Regions from separate parts of the Mus musculus genome. Here regions 2, 3, 4, 5, 6 and 7 are each linked to region 1. A link is a loop called in an ENCODE intact Hi-C map of the cell type or tissue named here. Cell type or tissue: left cerebral cortex. All regions are shown on one strand. Links, peaks and the distances in the headings refer to the core of each region. The heading gives the core; the rest is flanking DNA. Region 1 holds the start of Lig4 (ligase IV, DNA, ATP-dependent). Region 2 holds the start of Myo16 (myosin XVI). Region 3 overlaps Myo16 (myosin XVI). Region 4 holds the start of Cars2 (cysteinyl-tRNA synthetase 2 (mitochondrial)(putative)). Region 5 overlaps Myo16 (myosin XVI). Region 6 overlaps Myo16 (myosin XVI). Region 7 overlaps Myo16 (myosin XVI).

Region 1 (4,496 bases), core at 248-4,247:
AACAACAGCTATCCTTCTCTTCCAGCCAAAAGGCTTATGTCTCCATTTACCTCATCCCTTCATTGACAGCTGGGGCAAACCCCTCTGCCATTCAAACCTCAACTGGAAATCAGACCCCAAAACAGCATCATTTTTACCTATTTTTACCATATATATACAAATATTAATTAATTAATTTATTTTTGGTTTTTCAAGACAGGGTTTCTCTGTGTAGCCCTGGCTGTCCTGGAACTCACTCTGTAGACCAGGCTGGCCTCGAACTCAGAAATCTGCCTGCCTCTGCCTCCCAAGTGCTGGGATTAAAGGCACGTGCCACCACTGCCCTAATTTATAATTTTTGTTCATATTTTTCTGCCTGCTATTTCCCAAATATTCAGTGACTACACATGAGCCAGGCAGTATGATAGGGTTGCTTCTGCTTTATGACGACAGCATATACACTGTAAAGAACAAAAGGCACAAAGAGATCAAACTATGCTAACACAGTGCTTTACCAAATATCAAAATCCCAACCCTAGTAATCACTGCCTTTTCGCCAAAGGTTTTGGAAATCAAGGAAATGAATGAACAGGATTTAGAATGTTCCCTAACATATATTAACACAAGTGTGAAGTTTTGCAAAGTTTTAAATATCCCTACATGTTCTACAGGAATGCATGTCAGTTACTTTAATGCAACTTAAACTATATAATAGTCAAACAAGTATTCTAAAAATAATTTCAAGTAAAATGCATGTTCCAGGAAAAACAACTAATGCTTTATTATGTGACTTCAGACAACAGTATCTGGCCAGGCAGTGGAGATTATGAAATTCCTCATACTCTACTTCCCTACTCCACAAAGAAAAGTCTCACATCAAGTGGCAATTTGTGCTCCCAGTGATGAATATCATATAGCTCAAATTTGTTTGTGGAACTAATTATTAAATGCTTTATGGAAAAAGGAGGAGGGGATCAGGGCTGGGCTGGTTAAATAGACATCAAACATAGTTCAGCCTGCTCTGGAAACTATTCACAGCATTAGTAGCTTATAGAGGACAAAACAAACATCACTTCTAAGTCGTATTTTTCACAGAGGAAACACAACTAAATCAGCAGGTCAGATCAAGATAAGCCACCTGGGACTGTATCTTCTGACATCTGTAACTACAATTTTGGTTAACTGCTTCCCTTGTTGAAGCTGGTTTGCATAACTGACTGCACCAGCCACCTGGGTCCTTCAAGTGGGTACATGGTGGTGCATAATACTACAGTTATAATTTCTGTACAACGCATGTAAGATGACGTGTATTAAATACTTTCTGAATGTCCCAATACAAGTGCACTTCTATAGGTATATCTGGAGAATACATATAGTCTCGAACTTTTTCTCAACGAGCTGGAGCAAACGATTCAAGTTGCGTTTATAATAATAGTGTATTGTAGGCAATGGTGTGAATACACGAGCATCTTAAAACAACTATCAACACAGAAAACCAAGAATTCAAATTGCTATCAAACACACACATTTTGTTCAACACCAACTACAGGAGTTAACTATTTGAATTTCTGCTGTTTTATCACTCGGAGGTTTGATATTATGCTTTCCATCCCCAATAAAACAATTAAGTTCGTTGGCAGGCTTCAGGTGCTGAAGTTCAAATGCACTCAAACATTTTAACTCGTGGTAAAGTCGATGACCACAGGCTTTGGAAGGTGCCTCCATACCTGTTGCATTAGTGCTTTGCTTACCTAAGCAGCCCGTGAACCCCAACCCTGCCGAATGAAGGAGCTGGGGGAGCGCGCAGGTCCCAGGTAGCTAGGTGGCAGGGGGCAGGGCAGCGTGCGGATACAACTAAGCATCAGGACACGATTTCTTCACCCGGTGGCTGCCACCTGAAATCAGTCCCCAGCGAGCCGGCTGCACCGTGGAAGGCGGGTGGTGACGCTGGGACAAAGCACGGGAAGGACGCAGCCTCCCTAGGACCAAGAACCTCCCTGCCTCCTCCAACCCGCCACACCACTTGCTTAGCAGAGGTTGCCCCGCCCCACTCCGACCGGAAGCTGCCGCCACAAGAAGCCGGCCGGGCGTTTCCGCCAGCTGCTTGCCGCGCAGGCGCAGTGGGAACAGGCGAGCCTGCCGGCTTTTAAAGGCACAGGCGAGGCAGGGGCGGGCCGGCGCGGCGGCTCAGAGCGCCTGCGCAGCGCGCCTCCACTGTCTCTGCCTGTAGCAAAGGATGTTCGGTCCCTCGCCGCTGGATGTCATCGTTGAGCCGAATTTGAGGAACTTGGAGCCTGGGTTGCTGCCCTGACAGGACTGGCTTCTGAAGACTTCCAGGACAGAAGAGAATCCTCCCACCTAAAAAGTCTAGGGCTCCAGAAAAAGACTTTTGCAAAATTAATTCAGGTTCTGTGTTCTTGGTAGCCTTTTCACTGTGCAGAAATAATACATAATAATAAAAATAATTATGTATTACATAGTAATAAATAATTCATGGCGCAGAAACATACTTACATGGACTAAAGGCTTTTCAATGGTGCTCGGTGATTTGGAATAAAGCTAGCTGATAGTGTTATTGAACACCTTACTGTCACTCAATAACTATACTAGATACTCAAAATAGAAGTATAAACGTACGCTCCACGTCTCAGAAACTCTTACTTTCCACTGGCATTGGTGGCTATGACCTGCCCTACTCCACCAATAAGAGTTCAGAAATTATAGGCAAAGTGTGGGGAACACTTTCTTTGAAGGTGAAACTTTGCAGTCCTGGTGAGACACTAGAGTGTCAATTGCTTTCAGGGGTTGTCTAATGTGTTTACGCTGCATTTCACAAGGCCGACAGTCCAGGGCTAGTTTAAAGTGGGGCCAGATCCTACGGCTCCGTGTGGCCAGTTATTTTCTCTGTAGTTTCCCTTAGTCTCACGATAGTTTCCCTGTGGTGTTGCAAAGCCACACGTTACTGTACAGGAGCATCAGCGGTGCTCGTACAGCTTGTACAACTCTTACACATCCGTGTCTTATTCAACTGCTCCTGCGCTCCGACGTCAGGCACAGGTCGGGCTCTGCTTTACTGATACGAAAGAACCACAAATTATGAGCCGAGAAAAGCTATTAGTTAATTCAAAGCTCTTGCTCTAATGTGCTTTTTAGCTGCATGGTTAATGGAGAACCAAATTTGTTTTATCCTCAGAGTGGGGGGAAAAAAAAGTAAAAAGGAAGGGCATAACTACCTGAAAGTTAGGCATGGTGGAAGAGAAAGTTTAGTGCAGATAAGTGAAAGAGCATAGCCAAGAGCAGGCACATTTGGGAGAGGAGGGGAGAAGAGGAGAGAAGAGAAACTCCTTGTTCTCCGAAATGTGTTCAGGCAGCAGTTGACTGGAAACGCCGAGATGTATCTTGCCCCTACGGGCTACCGTAGCATGAAGGCGGAGCCCAGTGTCCTGCGCATGCGCATAGGGGTGCACAGGTTGGCTTCGCGCTCCCGGGAGGAAGCTGGAGAACAGGTTATGTGGGGGCCGGCGGGGTTATTTGCCAGGGACACCGCGCGCGAGCCGGAAGTGGAGGCTGCGCCAGCTGGGCCCGCCGCGCCGCAGGAGCTCCGGGCTAGACAGTGGCGACGGCGGCCCCTCGGCGGGAGGAAGACGATGAGGAGCGGCGGGGGCGGCGCGGGGCCTCGCTGCAGCGCGGAGCCGGGTTCCGAGCCCGCGGCCGACTGCGCAGCCCGCCCGCGAGCCTGAGTAAGTGCGGCGGGGACGCGGGCGGCCTCCCCGACCTCCTCACCCCGCAGCTCGGATTCGGGAGCCCGTATCTACTCCCAGAACAGTCGGCCAGCAAACCCCGGGCTTGGGTCGGAGGGACTGGGCGCGTTTGTCTGTAACAGGTGCAGACCTGCTAACCTCGCAGCTGCGGGCGACGGGGCCATAAAATCCAGAGAGTTGTCGCACACTTGAAGTCACTGGGCCTCTTTTTTTTTTTAGCCATTGGTGTGAAGCGAGAATGCATCAGGGAGTGTGCTTGGCTGAGCTGGCAACCTAAAGTAAACCTTTAGTTGTGCACTTGTCTACCAGGCAGCAGGAACCAAGTGACACACTGGCTTTAAGTTTGAACGTTGGGTTTTGTTTTGTTTTTTGTCGATCTGCTCTGTCTTTTGGCATGAATTAGTCCTTATGTGTGTGTGTGCTTAGACATGTTCTTCTCTAAAGCACTGTTTTATCTCACTGAGAATTAATGATTGGCAGTGCAGAGTTATGTCACAGCTGTGCTACCAAAGACTTGACTCAGTTGAGCTGGGATTGAGTTGGACTTGCTCTGTACCTTCGGCCTTGCTACGCGTTGAAAGCGTCCGATGGAGTAACATAAGGTCACTGCCATCACGGAACTCCCAGCCTATATAAGCAGGCTCATCACCCCCTTAGTAAATAGTGCCACATGAGTCGGCCCAGGCTACAGGATGGAACTGGTGACACTGGGAACGAGGTCCGAGGAAAGCTTGCTGGAGGACCTGTAGTCTGAGC
Region 2 (4,496 bases), core at 266-4,265, 180 kb after region 1:
GTTTGTCTCAAGGGGTTGGCAAAGCCAGATAACGCATGCCTCTATGGTAGCAAAATAATTGCTATTTCAGAATGGAACGTGTGTATGTAAACATAGGGATCAACGGCAAACCAGCATTTATATCTCAGTTTAGAGAGGAAAATTACCTTTGGGAGCTGAGCCAATATTGACATTCTTAATAATACATTGCCCATACTCCTAGACAGTATAATCATTTTTAAAGCCCTTATCAGAGTGAGCTGTATGTTCCCAGCCTCCAGCTATTCAGGTGTGGAATGTGTTGGGAATGGTTGAAATGCAAGTGTGCGTGTTTAGCATGTTTGCTTTATATTGCACCCCTCTTTTTAAGGTTACCCTACGACTTCACTGCTAATACAAAAACTTAGATCTATATAAAAAAAAATTCAAACATATGTCAAGCACGTAGCCATGATCTAGAAATATATGCTGTTTGATATTAGGAAATACAAACTCTTGCCGTGAGTCGAATTATAGTTTAGTTCCCATTTGCCTTATGTCCACGCAGTTGTAAATGCTGGTGACCAAGGCTGACCTTTGCTGCACTAAATTCCCAAGTGTTTCCTCGTCTCTAGGAATCTCAGAGTACAATGGGAAGCTAGGATTTCAAATGCCACAAAACACCTCAAAAAAGTAGATGGTATCTCTCACACGGCATTTATATCTCTATCTTGCTAAGTGAAGAAGATTCTAGGAGAAGAAATAGATCGTGAAGTGCCTGTTTGAATTGTAATTTACAGTCATTCTTGCCAGGATACATTGTGATTGGTGATGTTGTTGGATTACTTTGTCAAATGGTTTTACAAGTTATCTTTAAATAACTAAACATCCAGTCTTTCTTTATATATTGAAAAAAATCTCCATATCAACACCCCATGAGCTTCATGTGGGGTATGCTCTGTGTGCATGGTGTGTGTGTGGGCACATGCATGAGCATGTGGAGCTAGAGGACAACTCCGGGTGTCTCCCCTGTCCACTTATTTACAATAAGGTCTCTTATTGTCCTGAGGCTTGTCATATTGGCTACTGTTGGTTGCAAGCCTCGTAGTAATTGTGTGTGTGTGTGGGGGGGGGGGGTTAAACTACACTTGACTTCTCACATGGATTCTAGGAGGTGGAATTTGAATTCAGGTTTCCTGCTTAGTGAACTTTTAAAGACAGACCTCCTCCTGCCCCCCGCCCCATAGTTTTAATGGTAATTCAACTGTTTAATTGAATCTATCTCCACATTCCTAGATCATCTTTTAAAAGACCCAACTCCGTTTCGAATAACACCTACATGCAAAGTGTAAAATGTGTACTAAGTCCAGTTATCTGCAGTTTCTCCGTTGTCATATGGGCTTGTGCTGTACTGTTTATCCGCATGTGTCCAAGAACTAGCCTGAGTTACACACTCATTTATCCATGTGCCCGTTGATACGGTGCTGGTCTCTGGGTGCATGTGCATGCACACACACACACACACACACACACACAGAGAGAGAGAGAGAGAGAGAGAGAGAGAGAGAGAGAGAGTCACACACACCATCCCAGAATTAACAGAACATTCTCCACTTTTGGTAAAATACAGACAAGCAAACTTTACAGAGCTGACACAAAACCAAATTTTAAGGGGGCAGGCACATCTTGTATTTTGTCACGGCAAATGAATGCATTACAGTCCTGGCATGCTTTCCTAATGTCCTGCGCCCAAACTCCCAATTTCAAGCCTATTAAGGCAGAATATCTAATGGCAGAGACATAGAAGACTGTACTGGCTTCTGTAGCTTTAAAATTGGTCACCCATTCTGTCTGGACAATTGCCACAGTTGCCAGGACTGCATGGCCTTTGTTCTGGTGGGATGTCCGAGGGGAGCCCCTGTGCAGTGCACATTGCCATCCGGTTCCCTGCGGTCTTACAGAAGTCTGGGCGGAAAAGTTTGAAGCGCTAGACCCTTTCTCACATCCTTGGAGAAGGGGAGGGGATAGGACCCCGAGGGAGGGTAGCAGAGCCAGCCTGGGAGGCGCGGTCTCCGCGAACGCGTGAGAGCGCGTGAGAAGGAGGGAGGGACGCGGGGCGCGGCGGGGAGGCGGGAGGGCGCCAGGACCAGGCGACCGCCCTGTTCTTGCGTGGAGACCCAAAGGAACCAGGAGGACCAGAAGGGACGGAACCCAGCTGTGGACTGTGTAGGGAGAGGGGCGGAGCTCGGACCGAGTGGCAGGGACGCGGCTGCGGCCCGAGGGGCGGGGGCTGCGAGCTGCCAACGGGTGGAGTCGGGGTCCCCATCGCGTCTCAGCGCAGCACATCTCCGCCAGTCTGCTCCGTGACCCGGCGTCCAGGAGCAGAGCAGAACCGCCGGGACCGTCCGTTGTTGGATCCCGGGGCACCGGGGATCGTTCTTCGTCAGGTAGGGTCGGCGGCAGGGTGTCTCATGTAGGGAACTTGGAGAATCCGAGGTTCCGGGTCCTGTAGCATGAAGGGACCACGCAGGGTCGCCAGCGCTTGTCCCAGCTGCTGTAGTGAGCGCTGGACAGGCATGGGGCGTGGGGCATGAGGAGTGGTGAAGCGGTTTCTAATTCCTTTCCAGCAAGGACCCTGCCACCTTTGGGATGTGGGAAAGGAGGCCAAGACCAGAATCTTTCTTAGAACTCTGGATTTAACCACAAGGAGGCAAATTTGGCAATTTGTAGAAAGAAACCTCTAGTTGCCATGGGAGATGTGGCGCTGTCACCTATGCAAAGGCTCCCGGGCGATGGGATGCACTTCTTCCTCTTCTCTGGGGATGGAAATGAGACTTGGGAGAACAAAGATGATGCTGGCAAGAGCTTGCCAGCTGGCGCCTCTTGCACATATCCCTCTGACCCTTGGCCTCAACCTCCCATTGTCTTAAGGCCAGGGACAAAGTGAGGGGCAGGTCAGGACTTACAGCTCTGTGCGTCCCAGGACCACAAAGGCTGCCTTTCCTTTCTTAAACACCTCGATAGGCAGAAGCCCTCCTTTTAACTAGTCTCTTGGACACCTTCAACATCTTCTGAAAGGAAATAGTGATTTTCAGAGACCTGGCCAGCTATCTGTGCCTTTTCCTCACTTGTGGCTCAGAATGGATTTGGGGTCAGTGTGTTAAGACTTTGTGTTCAACACTTGTCACCTGAAGGGACTATTGATCACTTTAGAAGCCATCAAAAAGCCAGGTCAAGCAAGACCTGGCTGTTCTGTGCTCGCCACAAAAAGGACGGTGTAAGGACCAGTCTTTACCCTCATGTATGTGCAAGGTGCGAGCGCGCGCGCGCGCGCGCGTGTGTGTGTGTGTGTGTGTGTGTGTGTGTACACAGGCACGCACGCACGCATGCATGCACGCACACATGCATGCACGTGTCATGTGTTTCTGAGACGCTTTAAGTAGGACTTTCTTTGAGAGTCATGGGAAGTCTCTGGTGTCCTGCCAGGATGACAGTTGTCCCACATTACTGCCAGGGTCTGTGATGCTCTTGTCACCCTGTCATGCCTGTCCTGAAACATTTAGTTTAGAATCAGGGTAGGCATCAAAGTCACCCATGAGATCTTGGAATGAAAGCCAGGCTCAGGAGGGACCTCTGCAGGTTCCTTACAGAGCCAGAGTTGCTTCAAGTTTGCTCTTGGTATATTTAAAGGGTTCAGTTGTTAATATTACAGAGGTACCAGTGATGGACAGTTAACTTTAACATTTCTATGGTGAGTGAAGGGGGAGACGAATGTGAGCCCACAAGACTTATATTTGGTGGATTTTGTGGCAGCCAGAATACATGCCAGTGCTCTGTAGAAAGAATTAATACCATTAACATCATTTAGAATGTAATATTTGTTTACTAAAGGAATAATTACTTTAATCGAAAGTGTCATCTCGAGAGCCCAGTGCAATGGTTAAGTTCATCTGTGTCCTGAGAGAAGTGGGACAGCTGTGACAGAAAGAGCCTATGTGCTCCGTGCACACTAACACAGCTGAAGCGTCTTGTGTTTGCACTTTGTTCTGTAAAGACACCCTTTCCCCACAGTCTGGGAATGTGTCAAGACAGATACTCCAGGGCCTGCAACACCAAGTCGTTAATATGATCTGTGGGCAATTCCATATTGTACAGATGAAAGGGAATGTCTATGGAACGGGAGCCCTCTGTGGGGCACAGGCCTTCAGCAGGGCAGGAATGGTCTCGAAGGAGACTGAACAAAAATGGGAACACGTCTGAAGGAAAAGTTGCCATGTCCTGCCACATCCAGGCCCAGAATTCACATGGAACTCAAATATGTGCATGGGTGTGTGCATGTATGCATATGTGTGTGTTTCTGTACATACATAGCTTGCAGAGAGTGAGTGTGCAAAAATAATCAGATACACGTGTGAGGAAATTGCACCAGATTTCAGCTATCTGAAGGAAGAATAGTATTTCTTTTAGAGTCTGTGCTCTGCTGAGCACCTCGACCAGGTGTCTGCCCTTTGCAGGTGGCATCACAGAAGGGAATGTGA
Region 3 (4,496 bases), core at 243-4,242, 190 kb after region 1:
ATGCCATATGACCACGATGAGATGCCCCTGTGTTAGGACACCCTCGGGTTATGCCTCCCTCAGAACTAAAATTGGGGATCTAGGATAATGCAAGTCTGAAGTTTTTATGTCTGGTGCATTCCTGAGAGAGTTTTGTTGATTTGGGGATTATTACTGCTGATAAGCTAACCTTGTACATATACAAGCATCTCTCTGAGTTCCCTAATCTGCTCACTGTATGTTTCTGCCCCGCTCCAATGCTTCAATTCCTGTAGCTTTTAATGTGTCATCTAATCAGGATGTGTGACGTCTGTAGCATTTTAGCTTTGTTCCTTTTTGTAACCATCATTTTTGGGACTCGGGGTCCTTTAGGATTCCACATAAACTCTAGAGCATCGTTTTCTGTTTCTACAACACCTCTGGTGTTCTGAGTGGGATTATTCTGCCTGTGGGGGTCTCACTGAGTAGCATGGACATGTCAGAGATCCTCCCAATCCATGAACATAGACTGTCTTTCCCACGCTTACTTTTAATGTTTTATTAGTGTATAGTAACTAGATATAACAGTAGGCTCTTTTGTAATATTTTCATATATGTACTGTTGTATGTTTTGGTAATATTCACCCTCCACTTGCCCCTTACCCCTCCTCATCTCACGGATCGCCTTCTTGTCCCTCCTCCACTCCCTCATCCCAGCTAGTCCTCCTGCTTTCCTACCTGTGTGTATGTGTGAGTGAGACACACTGAGTTCACCAAGTTTTCTTACAGGAGCATGGGACAGGGACTCATTAACAGTAGCAAGTTCATTTTTATCAGTGAGCAAAATATATCTCCCGCCTCCATCAGCCATTGATTGCACATAACATTTTACAGGAGAGTGTGGACCCAAGAGCCTTTCCTTCTTCCACAGGACAGGGTTGATGGCCAATTTGGAGAAAGCAGAGCTACTGTGGCCTCAAGAGTCCACCACCCATATCAGAGTGGAAGTCAGTATTCCATGTTCCCCTCCACACACCCCTGCTCTGCTTCCTGCATTCTTTCCACCCCTTTTGCTTGATGTCCCCCAAGCCTTGGAAGAAATATGGTGGATGTCCTATTTGTGGCTGAGCACAAATCTTTGATTGTATGAACTATATACTATTAACTATCCTAAAGTGTTTCCTTTTAAATATTATTATAATGAAATCATGATTTACACAAAATTGGAACAAAGTAATGACACAGGCTGACTGACTGAATGAAGAAATGGAATCCACCTACCTATCTGTTGTCTACAAGAAACACTGCTCTAAGGGTACTGTGTTAGCATAAAGGGGTTAGCAAAAGGACTCCAATCAAATGGGGCCAGGAAGCAAGCAGGCAGGCATCCCTACCCCACTACTTGATAGAACAGAGTTCAAACTAATACTAATTAGAAGGGATAAAGAGGGACTCTTCATTCTAATCACAGGAACCATTAACCAAGAAGTCATCACTGTACTAAACATATATATGCACTGAACTTTGATGTACCCAATTTCATGAAAAATAACCTATACAAACAAACAGCCCGTACTGCTGGATTTAAAGAGAGATGACCATCAGTCCACTCAATCTACATAGTAGATGATTTCCGTACCCATTTTATCCAATAGCATTTCTAGTAAGACAGCTTTGATGTGAATTGTGCTGCTGGGTTTGTCGAGTTTCTTAAATTTGAATGTGCAGCTCCTCAGGTCTGGGTCACTTGTAGCCATGATCTCCTCACATCACCTCTCTGCCATCTCTCAGTTTCTCTAACTGGGGAACTCTGAGATGCCCACAGTGCATGTATATTCACCCACCATCCAGGAGCGTCATAAGTGACCCTACATGCCTTTCACTTTTGTGCTTGTTTTTGCTGTTCTAAATCAATTTAGATGGAATGAATTAATTCTTTTTTCTTGCTTGACTTATCTGTGCTAAACCCTTCTTGTGATATTTTATTAAGGTATTCAATTCTTTATTTTTTAAGGTATTATATTCTGTTTTTCTCTTATAATTTATTTTTATTTGTTGACATTCTCTTCTTTTCATGCATTCTGTTTGTTTTTTTTTTTAATTGCAAGTTTGTGTTCTATTTAAGATCTTTGAGCTGTGTTATGCTGACTCTTGTATTGTCTGTTGGGTCACTAAATGATATCTACTTCTGTGGAGTTGTCTCTAGACAGTAATCTTACACACTTGTTTGGGCCTTGAGTCCCCTGCTTTTATGCATACCTTGAGACACATTTTCATTTTCGTGAGACTTGGGTATCTGAGAAATTAGCCAACATTTTCAGTCTTTGCAGGCTGACTCATTTCAGGCAGAGACTATCACAGGTGTTCTAGCTTCTGAGATTGTAATTTCCACGGATATGTCTCTATGTTTTCTAAGTCAGTGGCTTTCCTGTTTCCTTTTTCTGGAAATATCATACTCAGACTCCCTCTAGTGCCTTTCTAAGTTCTCCACAGTTTTCAGCTGCTATCACTGCAAGCCAAGCATGTGTTTTGCTCTGAATGACACTAGTGATTCAGGGCATGGCACTTGCATTCGTACCCAAGGGGGTCTACTCTGCCACCTCCTGCTTCAGTAGTATAATTTTATGTGCTGGTGTTCAGTCAGCTTTTAACAAGATATTTGGCAAATGTTCCAGAATGTCAAAATTGACCTTATTAACTGTAGTTAACATTCAAGTGCAGGAGATGCTGGGTAAGAAGAGACGGAGGCAAGCTAGTTAGTTGCAGAGCAAAACATCAATGGGCCAGCGTCACTCTTGAGATCCCAAAGACCATCAGCGTTAAAACACACTTGGAAGGACAGACAAAGAAATATGGTCCCTTCAGGGGAAGCACAGCAGAGGACTGATTGAGACCAAATCATGAAGAATGAAGAGAGTGTGAAATAAAGACTCATCTACACACCAAGAAGAACACAGCACAGGATGCAGGGAAAGACTGCAGCCATGAAGATAACAGGATGAAAGTGCCTTCCATTGCTGTGATAACACCATGACTAAAGAAACTTATAGAGCCAAGTTTATTTGTATTATGGGTCCAGAGAATTAAGGCTCACATGGTGTGGATGGCACGGCGGCAGGTAGCAAACGTGTCAGGTGTACCTGAAAACTAATGGCTGAGGGCTCATATCTGGAAGTGAAAAGCACAAAGGAGAGGTGGGGAGCTGCGAATTGCAAGAGGCTTTGAAACTTCTAAGACCATCCATCCCTGAAACCTACATCCCCAGTGGTGTGCTTTTCTAGCCTAGCTGTGCCTCCTAACCCTCTGTAGCCACTGCCATTAAGTGGGGCCAAGTAGTCCAGTGTCTAAGCTTACAGAAGGACAGTCAAGCTATCACAGTAGTAGTGTGTTTAGTGCAATAATACAAAGCACAATAATGCAAAGGATGGATGGACCAAAAAAGGGGGGTGGGGCACATAGTGCTTCAGGGCTGCTGGGCTGTGGATATCTACACTTCTATACTTTGGATATCTATATATTTTTATTTCTATACTTTGTATATCTATACATTCAGTGCTGTGCACGTGGCAGGGTGCAGACGTTCTCTGTGTGTGCACACAGGGGAGGCAAGATCCTGGTTTGTCACACAACTTTCCCATGATGTGGTAGCAACATGGTTTGGGTGAAACTGATCTGACTCAGCCTCCAGGAGTCGGTGGTATTTGGCTGAAGTTGATCCACATTCAGTGCCCACTGGAGAATTTACTCCCTACAAGATGAAGCATAGTTTGAAACCTGAAATGTTTGTGGGTTGCAGAAGGATTGTCACAACTATTCCTTATACTTAACCTTAGTTATTTTTGAAAATTTATTAATTTAAAGTGTGTGTGTGTGTGTGTGTGTGTGTGTGTGTGTGTGTCATGGTACACATCTAGAAGTCAGAAGACAATTATTTGGGAATTGCTTTTCTCCCTCTACCGTGTGGGTTCCAGGGACCACACACACATGTGGTCAGGCTTAGTAGCAAGTGTCTTTACCCACGGATTCCCTCAAACATCTTTAATGAAGACTAGAAAGCCATAGAGAAGATAAATACTCCATGAGTGAATCCCAGCAGCATTGGGATCACGTTATAGCAGGTTATGCTAAGATAGAATTTTATGAGCAACATCTGCCACCTCTGAACATTGTGGTTTATTTTTTCCAGTGTGAGGATACAGTGCTCGTAACTGAAACTGTGGAGGACTGTTGCATGGGTGTCGGTCATTCATGTCCGAATGACTCTGTTCTTGGGCATATGCCAGAAGATATTTCTCTTTTACTGCTTCTGGGCATTGAGGGCTGTGTCTGTGATGTGGTATGCATCATGTCCAGGTCTGCCTTCGCTTCTTGGTAGAGAGGTATAAAAAATTCTACATGGAGTGTACCCAGCCAAGGAGAGCACCCTAGAAATGAACATGCTAAATGAATTAACACTGAGAAAGTTGAAATTTTAGGCCAACGGAGGTAATTTATCAGGAAGACTTGTCACCTGCAGCTGATGCTTTCAAAATACTAAT
Region 4 (4,496 bases), core at 263-4,262, 1.6 Mb after region 1:
TCTTCGGGACACATAAAGGGTCACAAGTACTAGGAATACATGAAAGTAGCCTCGGCAGGGAACGGCCGCTCAGCCACCGGCTTGCCGGTCAATGTGAGGGAGGCTGCTTACCTCGTTAGCTCTCTTGATTATTTTGTCATCCACGTCGGTAATGCTCATCGCCATGACCACATTGCATCCAAACACTCTGGTCAGGATCCTCCGGATAATGTCAAATCTAACATAGGAGCTGAAAGAAAAACACTGCCAGGCTGTCTTCAACACACAGAATCAACGGCGTTAATTTACTTATTCTATTTTCTGGCTTCTCGACACAGAGTTTCTCTGTATCTGTGCAGCCCTGGCTGTCCTGGAACTCACTCTGTAGACGAAGCTGGCCTCGAACTCAGAGATCCACCTGCCTCTGCCTCCCAAGTGCTGAGATTAAAGGTGTGCGCCACCACTACCTGACCAGTATTTTATTTTTAACCTAGTTTTTTTGTTGTTGTTTTTTGGTTTTCCATACAGGGTTTCCCTGTATAGCCCTGGCTGTCCTGGAACCAGGCTGGCCTCAAACTCAGAGAGACCTGTCTGCCTCTGCCTCTCAACTACTGGGATTAAAGGTGTGCGCCACCATTGCCCAGCTGTTAAAAATTATGTTATTTTTGATTATCTTGTTTTATTTCATGTGCATGTATTTTGCCTGTGTGTATGTATGTGCACCATGTGTGCATCTGACGGTTGTGAGCCATCATGTGGGTGATGGGAGGAACTTAGTTCATCTATAAACAAGTACTCTGAGCATTACATCATCTCTCCAGGACACAATGTTTACTACTGCTACTATAGTGTCTGTGGTATGAATGCTCTGTGTGTGTGTGTGTGTGTGTGTGTGTGTGTGTGTGTGTGTGTATGTGTGCCTCTCACACACACAGGAGAGGCAGATGTGCAGAATGTATGTTGAGGTCAGAGGACAGTTTTCGGGGCTTGGTTCTCTCCTTTCACCAAGTGAATCTTGGGGATCAACCTCAGGTCATCAGGTTCTTACAAGAGGTGCCTTTACCCAGGGAGCCATCTTGTGGGCCCCATCAGCTTTATTCTTGAAAAGAAATGGGTTACAGTATAACACGCTACTATGTAACTTCCAAACAGTGTTCTACAGTTGATGCTTGGTTCATAGGGAACTAAGCCAAGTACTTTCTTACAAACTGGGTCCCACCTGGAGGCCCAGAAGGGCCTTGTGAGACGCAACAAAAGCAATCACATCAGTTTGGGACACTGTATTGCCTTTTTTAAGATTAAAGCTGTTGGATGAGTTTGCATGTATTTAAGTGTGTAAAAAATCCTGATACAAAACTCAATGTCAAGACTGTTTTGTTCTTGTTGCTTTAGGTCAGGGTTTCTCTGTGTAGTCCTAGCTGTCCTGGAGCTTGCTCTGTAGACCAGGCTGGCCTTGAGCTCACAGAGATCTACCTGCCTTTGCCTCCAGAGCTCTGGCATTAAAGGTGTGCGCCACCACTGCCAAGCAACAAGAGCTTTTTACCACTCTTGTTCTCTCGGATTGTCCCCACTACCCCAGTGCTGGAGGCAGAGACAGGTGGACCCTGGGGACGAGCTTCCCGGCCAGCGTGGCCTGTTTGTGGACTTCCAAGGCAGTGAGAGATTCTGTCTCAAAACAGACAGAAGGTAGCACTTGAGGATGACATCTGAGGATGTCCTCTGGCCTCCACACTTGCGTTTCATTTAGGTCTAAAAATACCCAATTAAGGATGCTGGCGAGATGGCTCAGTGGTTAAAAGCACTGACTGCTCTTCCTAAGGTCCTGAGTTCAAATCCCAGCAACCACATGGTAGCTCACAACCATCCGTAATGAAATCTGATGCCCTCTTCTGGAGTATCTGAGGACAGCTACAGTGTACTTACATATAATAAATAAATAAATCTTTTTAAAAATACCCAATTAAAACTGTGCAAGAGTCAGGCAGTAGGCGTATACCTTTTATCTCAGCATTCCAACAAAGACAGGGACATCTCTGAGTTTGAGACCAGCCTGGTCTATAAAGTGAGTTTCAGGACAGCCAAGACTACACAGAGAAACTCAGTCTCAAAAACAACAAACAAACAAAAAAGTGCAAGACAACAACTAAAATATCAAGAGATGGGAAATGTCAACAAATACTGCTCCAATGCTCCCTGGAGTCTAGCAAGACAGTATTCGGTCAGTGGGTCAGTGGTGGAGCACTTAGAACACTTGGGGGCGCTGTGCTAAGCGGCACTTCATAGACATTTCCAGAAACTGCCATGAAGATGTCATGTTGTCATTTCTGTCTTCACTCAAAATAAGAACCATGATTCCAGCAAGAATGTGATCCGTCCAAGACCAGGCAATGATCCCCCACTGTTGGATTCGGGTCTCTGGACCAACCTTAGAAACATCTAATTCGCAAACGGGTCACTCTCTATTCCTTCACAGTAACTCCAATGGGTATGCAACTCCAAACAGCTATGAAGACCAAAGAGACCAACATTCCGGTGTCTCACAATTCCCAGAATGCAATCATCACTCAGTTCACTTAACAGATTATAAAACAAGCTAACAGTTTACTCTTTGCACAATAAATAACCCTCTGACTTTGTCAAAGGTTCAAATCTAGGAAACTCACCAAGCATGGCCAAGATGTGCATGGTCGTACACAGTCGGTCCACAGCTATACCTGGGAACATATTAAGATCCACCATGTGAGATATGTAAAAGGAGCCCTAAGTCTTCCTTAACAACCTTCACTGAACACGCGCGGTGTTTAAGTGACGCTCGGGAGACCACGTCAGGCTTTCAGAATTGACTTGCCCCTGCGCACCTTCCCGCCCCGCCTCGCTCCGCCCTGCCTCTCCCGGCGCACGCACCAGGAGACTGCGTCCGAGCGGGCCACTATCAGCGGCTCCTTCCTGCCAGTGAGGCTGTTATGCACCTGCACGCCGGTGTCCTGGCCTTGCGGCCGTTGCCATGACCGCCCGCGCCGCCCGAGACCCAGCGCGGCCCGGAGCAGCAGAGCGCCGGGCCCAGGCCCGCGCGCCCGCAGCATATTGGGGACAGATCCAGCGAACAGGCGGAAGGCAAGATCCTGCAGGCCAGGCCCAGCCGGGCGAACCAGAAGCCACGCCCGTTCCTCATGGGGCTCCGCCCACTCCCGGAAGAGGCTACACTCTGCCTGAAGTCTGGCAATATTTAGGCATTTGGGCACGGTGGCAGCGGAAGAGAGGCGGGAACTTCGAACCCTTCCCCATTTTAGCGCAGATCTCCTCGCCTTTCCTTATGGGTAACTTGGGCTCGGTGTACATCATTGTGTCTGCTGCTGGGACCCGGTGTGCCCCGCAATATGTACCCAATCTCAGCACACCACTCCAACACACTATACACCATCCCGCGGTCATCATGTCCTCATTTAAACACCTCAATATGTGCGCCTTAACACACCCTGTACCCCATCATACGTACAGCATATCTGCAAGTATGTACCTTGCCACAATCAGTACGTGTAGATCAATACTACATACCAAACTGCTGTCTGCAACCCTGTACATGCAGTATTTGTGTACTTCTTACTGTTCTATGGGCTTAGAATGAAAGAACCACACCAGGAAATGATCCTTTCCTCAAGAACCTGTAACTGGAAATGCCTGTTGGAGAAACGACTGCCCTTCCAGAGGACCCGGGTTTGAGTCCTAGCATCCACACGGCTACTCAAAAGTTTGTAATTCTTGTTCCAAGAGGGGCCAAGGCTTCTTCTGGACTCATCAGACACTACATGCATGTGGTCCGCAGACAGACATCCAGGCAAAAATACCGTTACACATAAGAATAAATCATTTAAAACTTTTTAGAGTCAAAATAGTGGCATCCATCGATAATCAAAGATTTTGGGAGAGAGATACAGGAGCAGCAATGAGTTCAAGACCTGCCTCAGCTGCAAGAGACCCTGCCTTAAAAACAAATGAAAACGAGAGCAGAAGTCTATCGTTCATCTCTTGAGGACTGTTTGGAGTTACATTCAAATTACCCCCACAAATGCACCCCTACTGGTGGCTTACAAAAGTAAAGAGTCCTTTGCTTGTCCAGTCAAGTCTGTCTGATACTAAGCATGCTCAGGTCTTTCAGTATTTTTGGTCTTCCCCACCCTTTTTTTTTTTTTTTTTTTTTTGGTTTTTGGAGACAGGGTTTCTCTGTGTAGCCCTGGCTGTCCTGGAACTCACTTTGTAGACCAGGCTGGCCTCGAACTCAGAAATCCACCTGCCTCTGCCTCCCGAGTGCTGGGATTAAAGGCATGCGCCACCACGCCCGGCCTCCCCCCTTTCTTTGATGCTCTCTTGAAAGGCAAATGATTAGGCAGACATGTTGTTCCCTACTTTTTTCCTGAAAGTTCTGTCCTCTAACTGCTTGCCCGAAGCTAGACTTCCAGGTAATACAGACTGTGTTCTATGCACTATGGTAGTCAAATTCGTGGTCTCCAAATGTCCCA
Region 5 (4,496 bases), core at 244-4,243, 250 kb after region 1:
TGGATTGGTTGTTTACCAATTGTATAGCTGATTTGTTTCATGCCCATATGGATGGATATCAGATTGGTTGACACTCTATGCCCCCAGAGGGTGACACCATTTTGGAAATGCAAGCATTTCTCTTTTCCAAGAGCTGCCTGTAGATTTTGTTACTGTCAAAACAACCATGTCTGGTTATAGTAATGAGTTTTAATTTCAAGCAAAGGTTCTGTGTATTTTATTAGTTTATCACAGACATCTCCTTTGTTTTTAAGACTGGGTCATAGCCTTAATGTGGAATTCTTTATAAGAATTACTCTTGGGAGCTAAATTTAGCTATGAATGTCAAGAATATAATGATTTCATTTTCAAAGGAATTGTCCTAGTAATTTACCTTGGCCTATCTAAAAACAATCTGCTTGATAACAACAACAAATTCTCCTCTAGCTAGTAGTACTTTATAGTGCAGAGGGCTGATATCAGAATTTATGAGGGAAAAAAAACCCATAATACACCTGCATTGTGTCTCTGAAATTTGAAATTTTGAGGAGACTGAACTCCATGGTTTCAAAGTCTTCAGAGACAGTAACGCAAAGGTGCGCGCACCTGCTTACCAAAGCCTTCCTGTTCTATGGAGTTTTAACTACTGACTGTTCTGTGTCTCTTGGCCTTGCCTTCCTCATCTGCCTCTCCCCAGCAATGTTTCTATGAGTGCTTCCCCTCTTGGAATCTCAGAAGGGCTAAGGGCTGTCTTATAAACAGCCACCCTGAATGTCAGCCAGTGGAGAGATCTCTTCCCTGCTGAACTCAGGGTGACTCTGGTGATGGGTAATTATCAATTTCAGTTTTTCAGATTCCTGGGAACTCTGGTTTTAGATTTGGGGGCTGGCTTAGAGGGTTCTTGTTCCTGATATAGACGGAAAAGCCTTCTGCAGCAGCGTTCATACACAACCCTGTATTTACTGAAGGATTCATATGCCTGTTAGTGGGCACTATCACTGCCTACTTGAGTTGATTTCTAACTTCCTCCTCTTTACTCCCACACAGCTGGTGAGGTGGTTCCAGTGTGTGCTCCCTCACTCACCCATCCATCATACATATCCTCCCCAGACCATCTGGGGTGCTCCCTCCCACCTCTAATGGGGTGCTCCCTCCCACCCAAAGCCACTACTTTTCCTCTCTTCCTTGTTGTCACCCCACAGCTTCTTCTCACGGGAGTCTTCACAATGTCCCCAGCTTCTCTATAGGCTCCTGAATGACACTGATATGTTTCTGGTTCCATTGGCCCACTCTGTAAACAAACAATGTTTCAACACTGCATTCTTGTGCTCCAAACCAGTGAGAGTGTAATTCTTTTCTTTCAGTAGATAGCATTGAAAGGACCCAGTCCATGATCCCAGTCATCCACTGCCATCTGTTTTCCTTGCCTCCTTACTCCTCAGAAAGCAGGCTAAGCACCTCTAACACACCAGCCATGAAAAGGTGACTAGGAGGAGCTTTCTCCTCCCTTTTGTATCCACCCCTGGCTGCCTTCTTCCTGCCCTTCTGGTCAATCCTGAGATACTCAGCAAAAACAGCAGGATGAGCACCATCCTGGGTGAGGACCCTGGACTCATCAAGAGGTCTAGACTGCAAGGGAGCAGAGGAGCCTGCCACCCCTGGTCAATAAGTGGTCCCTGTGCTGTCAATGGGGACCGGAGTCTCTGAAGGAAAAAAAAACCCCACACTTGTTTTGTTCCTAGCAGGTAGGCTAATATGTCATGGTGCTCAAGGCAGTGTGTGCTTAGTGCACACTGTGGGTGTGCAGGCTGTGGGTCTTGACTCTTTGGGGATCCAATGACCCTTTCACCGGGGTTGCCTTAGACCATGAGAAAACACAGATATTTACATTATGATTCTTAGCAATAGCAAAATTACATTTATGAAGTAGCAATGAAAATACTTTTATAGTTGGATCACCACAACATGAAGAACTGTATTAAAGGGTCACAGCTTATGAAGGTCGAGAACCACTAGCTCAGTGGATCAGGCCTCCTACTGGATGAAGAAGCGCTTTTCAGGAGCCTCATTTGAAGTGGTGAAGTGCAGTACTAAGCCGAGAACACTAGGGGGAGATCAGAGGACTTAAATTGAGCACAGCCCAAGCCAAAATTAGGCTGTTTTTGTAGGATGGGAATACCACTCCCCCCACCCCCTTAAAATGTAAAAAAGTGAGATGTCAGATGAAGCTACATATGCAGCCTGTATGTATTCATGCGGTTTGCTTTTCTTCCTATTTGTAGGGAATCTAAACTAAACTTGGTACAAATCTTTTTCTGATTCTAACAAGCCTCAGAGACCCCCACCCTCCATGAGAAAGTGTAGGCCTGACGCTAGATGCCTGCCAAGAAGGGCGCTGTGGTGTTAAAGTCTCAGGAAACAACCCTCTATCCTTAAGCAGAATAGACCAGAAAGAAGTGGCATGCACAGTTACTACCCTGCATACTTGAAATGAACCTCTAGGGAGAAGCTGAAAGTTATGTGGGTGACTCCGTCACTGTGATGCGGTGGAAGTTCCTGTAGGTGATGCATACACTTTGGTCCTCTGGGACAGGCTCTGGGTGTTGGCTCTTTGCAGATAAGATGGGCTTAGGATAGAGTCTAATTCAGAGGGATTTGGTGAGGACTAAAGAAGAGAAAGACTATTTAGGAAGGACTTCATAGTCTAGATCTTGGTGTGAAAGTTTCCCACCTTTGTTAACTGTGTGATATTGACCAACTCTAGGTTGGTTCATGTGAATGACCCAACTTCATTAAAGTCCATCAGCTGTAGTCATGCACCAGATATTTTTCTCATTGCTGTGACAAAATTAAGGAAAGGCTGTTTGTATGGTTCTAGGGTTCTAGGGTTCTAGTGGTTGGGAAAGTGTGGCATTGGGAGTGTGAGATAGCTAGACAGGTTATATCCAGTCATGGACACAGACAGATGAATGGCAGCCACTCAGGTCGCGTTTTCCTTTTTATTCAACCCATAGGGATGGGATCTCCCACATTAGGGTGGATGTTCTTACTTACCACCTAACCCAATCTAGAAACTGCCTCACAGAGGTTTGTTTCCACTGACTGTAGGTCCTGTCCGGTTGACAATCAGTATTAGCCACCACGCGCCATTTCCTGTTTGGGGGCCCTTCTGATAATCACACTATACTCAAATTCTGTGCTCGGGCTGCACTCCAGACTCGCTGGGGTTTTGTATATTAGGTGGGGCAGAATGATTTCTGTTACGTCACCCCTACCCCCTGCCACCAACTTTTGTTCTGTTGGAAAAGACAATGAGGAGCAGTGGAAGCTCATGGCCACCCGTACAGAGCAGGGTCTTCCAGGTGCCCTTCCCACATGCAAGGGCGGCTGTGCATGGAAGCTGTCAGCATCTGAAACTCAGCCACACTGCTTTGCAACACCCAGTAAATCCGAGTTTTCTATTTGCTCGGCTCCGGTCTTCCTCAAATTGTTGAATCTGGCAGAAGCTCTGATAAGCAAAAGATCCTGACAAAGAAGAGGTGACCTTGAGGCGGAGTAGAAGCAAGCAAACAAGACCAATAGGGGTGAATTAAAGGATGCTAGAAAACCGTCAAGACTGATTTTTTTGTTTTGTTTGTCTCCACAGCCACCTTGCCTTTAAGACAGCATTTTTTCTCCTCCAGACAAAGGGAAGTCTCCTGGAAGTCAATTTCCAGACACATCCATAAAAAATTCAGTTGAGTCACTTTAATGGACGAGAGGACAGGAGTCAGGGAGGTTGTCCACACACACACACACACACACACACACACACACACACACACACAAAGCTGTAATAAGTTAAGTGATGGATTCTAATATGAACTTTAAAAATTAAAGATATCCATTACATATTACATATATCACTTTGGAAAAAATTGTCTCTATCTGGAAGAAGTGTCATGTCAAGATTGAGCACTGTACGCCAAGGTGCCCATGGCAGTGTGAAACAGAGGCCCTTCCTGCATGCAGCCGCCACAGCCTAAAGCAGGCAGTGCTTTGACTATTGTTCCAGCCTTGTTCCATCATAGGGAGGAGGCAAATAAAAAGACTTAGGATATCGCCCACTCAGTGAATCAAATTAATCATTTAGCAAAGTTTTAAAGGGAAGCCACTCTGAAGGAAATGAGACAGAAATGAATTTAGAACTATCAAAACCTGACATGTAGCCAGTGTTGGAGTTGGTTCAATTTAAAAAGTCAGAACAACTATACGTTTTGCCATCTGCCTCACCAAGGGCCTTTTAAAATCTGAATACTACCATCCGTAGAGACTCACATGTAAGGAGGCTTTGCTTTCCCGAAGGCCATCTAAAGAACATAAAACCAGAATAAATAATGTTGGGGCTTGTCCAGGAATACAGTTAGTAATTAGGAACTGTAGAAAAGATATATCACGTCTGCTGTGTGGTGAGTCCAAACGTCCTGTCTGCTACTAGAGTAAAACCTCACATAAAACCTCACACTTTCCCAGACTAC
Region 6 (4,000 bases), core at 1-4,000, 320 kb after region 1:
CCTACACGCCTTCCTCACAGCATCATCTTCACTACAGATGCTGTCTTCTGCTCGCTTTCCTTCTGCAGCCCCCACCAAGTAACATGTCTCTAACCAAGAAACTCTCCCAAGTGTCCCTACATCCCATTTATCCTGCTTGCTCTTTTCCTAACTATAGTCAGTAAAAGTTCACTCCTAGATGAAACAAAATTCCTTGATTTATTTATGTGTTTCCCTGAAATCCTTTAGCAGCCTAATTGAGTATCTGTTGATGGGAAACACCTCAGATTTAGTGCCTTAGAACCACTTATCATGCTCAATGAGTATGACTGGGCACAGCTGGGCCCTGGGCTTAGGGCATAGAAGAGACTAGCTCAATGTCAGAGGGCTGTGACCTCCTACTGAGGGCTTCTCTGGTAGAGACTCAGCTACCTCCCTGAAGAGGTGACCAGTTGTCTTAGCTAGGTTTATATTGTAGTAATCCAACATCGTAACAAAGTAACTTGGAGAGGAGAGGGTTTGTCTGGCTAACTGGTAACAGTCTGTCATCCAGGAAGCCAAGGCAGGAACCAAAGCAGAGGCCACAGAGAATGCGGCTTACTGGCTTGCTCCTCCCCCTCACGGTGTGTTTATCCTGCTTTCATACAATGCAGGACCCCCTGTCCAGGTGTCACTGCCCACAGTAGGCTGGGCGCTCTCACATCAATCATTAATGAAGAAAGTGCTCCACAGGTATGGGGCAATCATGTGAAGGTATTCAAGTCCTCTCTCTCTCTCTCTCTCTCTCTCTCTCTCACACACACACACACACACACACACACACACACACACACAAGGATATGCTGGGTGAATCTTGGCATCTGTATCATGAATGCCATATCTTCAAATCCTCTCCCATTCCTGAGTTGCTCAAAAGAGAACTTGAGGATGGGGTAGCCACTCCTGACTCTCTAGTGTGAGTCCATCTCCTAGTCCATCATGTTGTAAGTCTATCTCCTAGTCCAGTATTGTGTGAGTCCGTCTCCTGGTCCATCATGGTGTGAGTCCATCTTCTAGTCCATGGTGTGAGTCCATCTCCTAGTTCATCATGGTGTGAGTCCATTTCCTAGTCCATCATGGTATGAGTCCATCTTCTAGTCCATGGTGTGAGTCCATCTCCTAGTCCATGGTGTGAGTCCATCTTCTACTCCATGGTGTGAGTCCATCTCCTAGTCCATGGTGTGAGTCCATCTTCTACTCCATGGTGTGAGTCCATCTCCTAGTCCATGGTGTGAGTCCATCTTCTACTCCATGGTGTGAGTCCATCTCCTAGTCCATGGTGTGAGTCCATCTCCTGGTCCATCATGGTGTGAGTCTATTTCCTAGTCCATTGTGTGCTCACCTGTTCTGCCTCTGTTCTACCATGCTGGACTAGAAGATGGACTCACACCATTTCTCTGTCTCTTGTCTCTCTGTCTTCCTGCTTCCCTGATGTTGTCTCCATCCTTTAATTCCAGAGGAATGTGACTTATCTGATTTCTCTCATCTGCCTCTCTAATCCCTTAATCTCCCAGCATGCTGTGTATCTTGACAGTCAGCTGTAGACCAGCCGGTAGTTTCCAGTGTATTACAGGCTTCATAGTTGCTAAGTCTCCTTGATCCAATAAAAGCCTAAACCATTATCTTTTCTTAGTTGGAGGATTACCTGCCTTCTGCTGTACATGGAAAGTCTAGATACATTTTTATTACAAATTATTTTTTCATAAGCCTTGGTAGGTAATTATGGTCTAGAAATAGATTGCTGACTTGGCAGTTCAAGGTTGTATCCTTAGGAGGAAAAACAGACTTTCTGTAAGGCTAGGGTTAAGGCTAGGCACAGACAGATACCAGCTGTCATGGTTAGCAACATAGACATTGTTTCAGTAATCATGAAATAACTGACCTTGTTAGATTAAGTGAATGATAGTGGATTTTCTGTTGAGGAAACATGAGGAAGAATTTAACAAATGGGTCAGAACTAGGAGATAATTAGCAAACTTTTCAACTTGTGACACTTGACCTTATATTTGTGACTTTAATGAGTTTTCCTGTGTAGTGGGACACCCCTATATATCACCACACGGGTGGTGGTAAACCCCTATATGTCACCATCTAGTGGCCAAATATGGGAGAACTGGACTCAGAAAGAAGGAGATATAGGGCATAAGACAGCCTTAGCAAACTTACCGATGGATTTGTAAAGTTAGATTTTGGTGTCACTTAAAGAGCAATATCTCATCGGCTAGCTCTCTAGTGTAGTATGTCAAAGGCCCACACAGTTTAATCCCCAGGATGGATGGATGGATGGATGGATGGATGGATGGAGAGAGGAGAGAGGGAGGGAGAGAAAACAAGATACAGATGTTGGTTGATTTACAGAAGTCAGAATACTGCCTTCTTTATATCCTTTTAAATTTTAATTTCATGTATGTGTTTGCATGTATGTGGATTTGTACATGTGTGTGTGTGTGAAAGAGAGAGTATAGATTGCGTACATGACTATATGGGAGTAATGCAGAGGTCAGAAGCAGGCATTAGATCCCATAGCACCTGCATAGCATTGGTGCTATGTCTGGATTATTATGTTGCATTGAGAGCTGAAGGCAGACCCCTCAGGTTATACAGCAAGCTCTGTTGGCTGTTGATATGTCTCTCATGCTCTGTATGTTTGAAATAACAGAAAGGACAGTGTAGCCTTCGAGGGTAAGTAGCCTATAGTCAACATGAGAAGAGGCAGAGACAGAGAAGGTGGAGGCATTCAGGGATGGGGAGATCAAACCAGTCACTCTTTGGGGGGATGTTTTTGCTACTCTTTAGTTTTTAAGTAAAGATTGATTTCCTCTTCACTTCCGAAAGGTGGATGATTACTCATTCAGCGATCGCTGCCACTTGGGTATCTACTCAAATTTCTGTCTAACTAATCCTTTGAGCTGACACAGTGACTTTCACCCTGCCCTCTGATAGTTATTGAGTGTTTGATAAACAGAAATAACCCGGAGGGCAGGGCTATTCTAGTCATTCTATCTGTCACACTCTGCATAGGATGGGACTTGATTTAGATGTCACCTCTATGACCACAGAGGAGGGACCCTTTTAGACTTGAGGCACTGTTTCCCTTGACATTTCAGGAGCTCCATAAGCCTGACTCACTGGCCAAGCTTTGACACGTCTGACCTTCTCTTGACATTTGGTGGAGGGGTTTTAAAGGTGAGGATACTGATGCTAAGTCAGACTCTGGCACCAGGAAAATCTCTCTGCAGCACCTACAGTTGGATGAGTGGCTCCATTCATGCACACACCCCAGTATTTTTTTGACTCTTCATGAGACAGGAGTGTTCTATGAAGGTCTGAGACCAACAGAGGTGTTTGGTATTCACCAGCCAAACCCACGCACTTCACACAATGTCGGGTCTTAAAAACCAGCTAAGAGGCAGCAGAGAGTGAATTGATTAAAATGAAGTATTTGAAGTAAGACATAAAATACTGCTGATCTGCCGCTGAAGATTCACTGGCTTTTCCCTGTGAAGACCTATTGTTGATCATTGATAGATAGATTTTTTTTTTCTGGCTGTGGAAGGGTTCTGTTAAGGCGGAGACCTCTGTCTGACATTGAACTAGAGTTGACAGTGCCCTAAGGGCTCTTTTTTTTCTCTCTTTCCTCTCTGGGTCACTGGTGACCTCCCTTCTGTGTGAGCATCTCTGGGGGCTGCAGTTATCAGGGCTGAGTGAAACATATGTCTGAGGATAAAAAGAACGCTGTGGCATGTGGTGAGATGCAGGAAGGAAAGACTGAAGTTGCACCCTGGGAAATAACAGTACAAGTTCTGGTTCACTTGCCTCTGCACGGAAGCCATAGAGAACAGGAGTAATCACCTACCAGACTCACATGGGTGTGAGACCCCCCATGGAGCTCTTCCTAGGGCATCAGATTCAACCTCCATGTACAATCTGTTCTCACAAGTCATTCTGAAGGCCTATTGGACATCAGCAAACAGTGGCTATC
Region 7 (4,000 bases), core at 1-4,000, 430 kb after region 1:
CAAATGAAAACATGAATAAATCAACATGATTATAAGATAAATGCCAGTTAACTAATGGAAATAGGAGAATCTATTGACTTAATTGAAATGACAGGGAACAATAGTCTCCCCTCTAAATCACTAGCTAAGATAATCATCTATTAAAATGATCATTGGCAAGAGAACAGGCTCTGGAATTTCTCAAATGCAGTCTGATCACTTTATATAAGTTGGCTTTGATATTTAGTTTACGTGACTACTTTCCAACTCCTGTTGAGCTGGTTGGGTGTAACTCTCTCAAGTCTGCTGGCACTGGGGGATGAAAAAACCCTGGCTCCATGGAGATTTCAAGTGATTCCCTGTATGTTTTCTTCATTCTTCATGACATGTTTAAATCCCATCTTAACCATGGGATTCCCTACGTTAGATACCATCCACACAAACATCGTTGTCTAAGTCCATGAAGCCCAGTGCAGGTTCAGCAAAGCATCCTGAGGAATTGACAGGGCTTTACGCAAGAGTCAAAGGAATTTGTCAAGTGATTTGTAAATCTGTGTAACAGTACAGGACATCTGTAAAATTCAGTGGACTTGAGAGGTGGAAACTACTAGAATCTTCATGAGATAAAGATTTGGCTAGCAGAATCGAATCAGTAGATAGAGCATCCTTCGTGCACAGGGCTATTTAGCAGTGAGGTTGAGATGGAGAGCCAGCTTAATTGAAAGGAAGCTCTCAGGTGAAGACAGGTGAGCTGTCCTGAGGCTGATTGTGAACCCTCAGTGGGGGGCCTTTCACTGGCAGACACACAGAGAGCTGCACAAACAAACCTCACTAGGGGAAGGCTGGTGGCATCTTAAGCAGACTGTTGTGTGATAGAAGCAGTGAAGGTCTTGTTCAGTTAGCAAAGATTATACACGTGAAAGGAAGCTAGAGAGATAAAAGCAAGAGCGATTGGGGCAGAGGGCATCTCCAGTGACTGTCACACAGAAAGTGATGAAGGAACCTCCTGCAATTGGCACAGCAACAGCCTTGTCCAAGCCACATGCAGCCACCCCCACAAGATTAACGGGGCTGTCTGAGAGGTCCATGGCCTCTCTGTTCATCTTCCTGGGACATGGTACTCACATGAACCATGAGGAAGGAAGGAAGACAAAGACATGGCTGGGTCTGAAAGATGCTAAGGAGCGTGGGACCTGAGCGAAGGCCAGTCTTGCAGGGCATCCCTGTCCTATGAGAGGTCTCTCGGTGTGTTTGCTGTGCTGTGTACTCAGGGGCAGGTGGAGTCCAATGCTCAGATGGGTTGCTCTCCTCCCCTAGGTCTGCGAGCAGCTAAGCCCCCAACACTACTTTGTCTCTAACCCGTTTATCTCAATCTTGATGATCAGGAGTGGGTCTTTTCTGTGTCATTGGACTTATTGAAGCAGAAAACCACCTTTTTTGAAAGAAATTGCCTGGGACTTCTTGTCCATTCCATTCCAAATGAGTTTCAGACTCACTCAATTCTGTTCCAATGATTTAAATAAGCCTTTATTGAGAAGTCCCTTTGGAGAGGAGAATGACAGGCTAAGTTTGATTAATGGGTGTGTGGATATTCATTAAGGAGCCCCTGGACCTTTATTTCTAGGAAATACAATATAATTAGCTACTTTCACAACACATAGTCACTTTAACTATTAAAACTTATACCACACAGTATAAGTGGGGAAAAATCAGTTCAATAAAATTTTAATCAGTAAACATTGAGGGTGCAAATAGGTATTTTTTCTATATATTTTCATTTAAATTTTTATGGCTATGTGCTCTTCTTATAATCTTGTTTCAGAGTCATATACCAGTTTTAGCTTGTCTCAGCATTTCTCCTAATACAGTTACTTAGCGCCACCTATTGGCCGACTAGTTAATAAAGAAGAAAATAGCTGGCAGTTTCAAGCTTGGAACTGCCATCTGGAAGAACGCAGAAGTGTGCACTGAAAAGGTCGTAAGAGTTTACAGTTCTTAAATGGCTTTAGTGTCACATGTCTTTATTTCTAGGCAAGACAAATTGGACAAGGTTATTATGAAGCTAGGATTAAGTGTGTGACTCTGCAGCCAGACTGCCTTGGTTCAAATCCCAGCTAGGAGTCTATGGTCCTGACAGTTGATTCTACTTCCTTGATGAGACAGTTGAGACTCTGATATTCAAGGTTGAAAACCGTCACACGTACACACGTATTTACACATGTAGCTCATGTTAGGGTGCGCGTAGGCACATAGTAAGCACAGTAGATGTGTGTCTACAGTCAGTCACTAATGGGAGGAGAGTCATTATTGGTCATGCACATGTCTGCTCTGTGTCGGGACAAAGCCACGTGCTTTAAACGCAAGACGCAGCAAGCACCCAAAAGTCATCCTGTGTCAGAGTTCAGCAGAGTGAGGTTGGGAGTTGAAGGAGCTTGCTCTACCTTTAGAGCGTGTCGCTTGCTCACCTGAGATGGGGAGGCAGCTGTCTGGGTACACATCACCCATTATTCATGATAACCTTTCTTATAAAATAATAAACCACCACTTTATTGTCAAATACAATACAGAAATGCCTCAAATCTAAAATATTTTTAAATCATCCTATTTTACGGCTTTTAAAAATAATTATTTTGCTGTATGCTCATGCAGTGAGAAGGGATTACATTGTTAATTTTAATATATGCATAGCTACCTATTCAATGTAATTAAGAAAACATAAATCATATTGATCACAAATGAACTGGCAATTGTGTCCTGCCTGCTATCAATTTGCTTTGGGTTGTATTAATTTTCAGGCCCAAATAATAGATTTTTGTAAAGATTTAATGTCTCTTCAGAAACCTAAGCTTCCATACCAGATGGTTAAACACATTTCATTATATTTAGCATTTTTGATTTGTGATTGGGATCAAAGTGTCGCTTTATAATAGTCAATCATGCAGAATGCTTCTCAAATTAATAAGTGCCCAGATATGACAAATGCCAAGTTTTTATTTAAAAAAAAACTTAAGAAATAGACTCAATACATTTGCTTAAAATGAATAATGATTATCTCAAAAATAATGTCATAAATTAAAGGGTGTAGGATGAGGACCCATTGAATCAGGAGAGTGGCCTTTGGCCATCAGGTGGCTGGCAAAAGCTGGGTTTTATGTATTTGTAGAGTCTTGAAGGAGAAAGGACTTGCCGGGTTTACACACAGCTGGAGACTTGTTCAGTCATGATCCTTGCTAAGGTCCCAGTCAGTTGATGGACAAGAACTGGATTTTAATTCATGCTCAATATTTGAAGAAACTTGTTTAGAGAATATGTCATATCCCGGGTCCAACAGAGGGGCTTCACACTAGAGTTTTAGAACCATGGGATCTCAACCTTTGAAACAAAGCACAGGGCAGTGGGGGAGCGGGGGGCATGACAGTGACTTCATTGGTTGTTTAGTTCTGTTTCTGCAAGAGAGGGTGGGTTGCAATGGGCCACAGTGCAGCCAGAAAAGAGGTTAGCAAATCTGAATATTGACGCACGTATACGCGTGCCCAGGGATTAGGAAGGACTCAGGTTTCTGTCATTTCTAATTCTTCTTTAAAAAACAAAACAAAACAAAAAACCACGAAGGAGCTGGGGCTGGTGCCCAATCGGTAAGAGTGTAGAAAGGGCTGAGGTCAGATTCCAGCACCCATGTAAAAAGCCAGGAACGTCATCTGTGAGCTTGTAACTCCTGGCCTGTGGGGGTAGAGACAGTCATGAAGCTTCCTGGCTGTCAATTCAGGGAAAGAGCCTGTTGCGAGGGAGGAATGTGGAGAATGACAAATTAGGTTACCCAAGGTCATCCCCACACATGTGCACATATACCATCAGCCCCTCCCCTGCAGTGTGTGTGTGTATGTGGTGTATATGTGCGTGTGCATGTGCGCGCGCGCACGTGTGTGTGTGTGTGTGTGTGTGTCTGTGTGTGTGTGTGCGTGTGTGTGTGTGTGGTGTGTGTGGTATGTATGTGTGTGTGTGTGCGTGTGCGTATATGTAT

What was found. Peaks named below come from ENCODE experiments on the same cell type or tissue, not always from the same donor. Only the 100,000 strongest peaks of a DNase experiment are listed, where the experiment ranks them.
Region 2: a loop joins it to region 1, with 2.5 times the contacts of the local background. A loop is called at or near these places in 3 of 42 quality-filtered maps.
Region 3: it touches region 1 in a loop (3-fold over the local background); 3 of 42 quality-filtered maps call a loop at or near these places.
Region 4: it touches region 1 in a loop (5-fold over the local background); 2 of 42 quality-filtered maps call a loop at or near these places.
Region 5: it touches region 1 in a loop (3-fold over the local background); 8 of 42 quality-filtered maps call a loop at or near these places.
Region 6: it touches region 1 in a loop (8-fold over the local background); 14 of 42 quality-filtered maps call a loop at or near these places.
Region 7: it touches region 1 in a loop (9-fold over the local background); 20 of 42 quality-filtered maps call a loop at or near these places.

The regions. Positions count from the first base shown.
Region 1 is chr8:9,974,301-9,978,796 of GRCm38, forward strand. Lig4 (ligase IV, DNA, ATP-dependent) reads right to left here and starts at 2,011. Exons shown (of 2, transcript NM_176953.4): 1 at 1,731-2,011. Abhd13 (abhydrolase domain containing 13) reads left to right here and starts at 3,417. Exons shown (of 2, transcript NM_001081119.1): 1 at 3,417-3,719. In left cerebral cortex, for the core only: CTCF peaks have their summits at 2,232 and 3,397; DNase peaks (open chromatin) are centred at 2,149, 3,427 and 4,246; H3K4me3 peaks cover 2,367 bases; H3K27ac peaks cover 1,222 bases.
Region 2 is chr8:10,151,842-10,156,337 of GRCm38, forward strand. It overlaps Myo16 (myosin XVI), which reads left to right and starts at 2,070. Exons shown (of 35, transcript NM_001319151.1): 1 at 2,070-2,405. In left cerebral cortex, for the core only: a CTCF peak has its summit at 2,648; DNase peaks (open chromatin) are centred at 1,881, 2,222 and 2,625; H3K4me3 peaks cover 1,837 bases; H3K27ac peaks cover 1,222 bases.
Region 3 is chr8:10,162,717-10,167,212 of GRCm38, forward strand. The region is part of intron 1 of Myo16 (myosin XVI); the gene reads left to right. Among named protein-coding and RNA genes, the nearest start is that of Myo16, 11 kb to the left of the region's middle. In left cerebral cortex, for the core only: a CTCF peak has its summit at 2,443; a DNase peak (open chromatin) is centred at 2,400.
Region 4 is chr8:11,547,616-11,552,111 of GRCm38, forward strand. Cars2 (cysteinyl-tRNA synthetase 2 (mitochondrial)(putative)) reads right to left here and starts at 3,156. Exons shown (of 15, transcript NM_001359137.1): 1 at 2,884-3,156; 2 at 2,643-2,693; 3 at 112-229. The coding sequence starts at 3,062. In left cerebral cortex, for the core only: CTCF peaks have their summits at 2,230 (motif pointing right) and 4,043; DNase peaks (open chromatin) are centred at 2,296, 2,890 and 3,133; H3K4me3 peaks cover 1,461 bases; H3K27ac peaks cover 919 bases.
Region 5 is chr8:10,228,840-10,233,335 of GRCm38, forward strand. All of the region lies in intron 1 of Myo16 (myosin XVI), which reads left to right. Among named protein-coding and RNA genes, the nearest start is that of Gm51560, 22 kb to the right of the region's middle. In left cerebral cortex, for the core only: a CTCF peak has its summit at 2,060 (motif pointing right); DNase peaks (open chromatin) are centred at 2,081 and 4,190.
Region 6 is chr8:10,298,891-10,302,890 of GRCm38, forward strand. The region is part of intron 2 of Myo16 (myosin XVI); the gene reads left to right. Among named protein-coding and RNA genes, the nearest start is that of Gm51560, 48 kb to the left of the region's middle. In left cerebral cortex, for the core only: a CTCF peak has its summit at 2,113 (motif pointing left); a DNase peak (open chromatin) is centred at 2,116.
Region 7 is chr8:10,400,939-10,404,938 of GRCm38, forward strand. The region is part of intron 14 of Myo16 (myosin XVI); the gene reads left to right. Among named protein-coding and RNA genes, the nearest start is that of Gm51561, 27 kb to the right of the region's middle. In left cerebral cortex, for the core only: a CTCF peak has its summit at 1,864 (motif pointing left); a DNase peak (open chromatin) is centred at 1,866.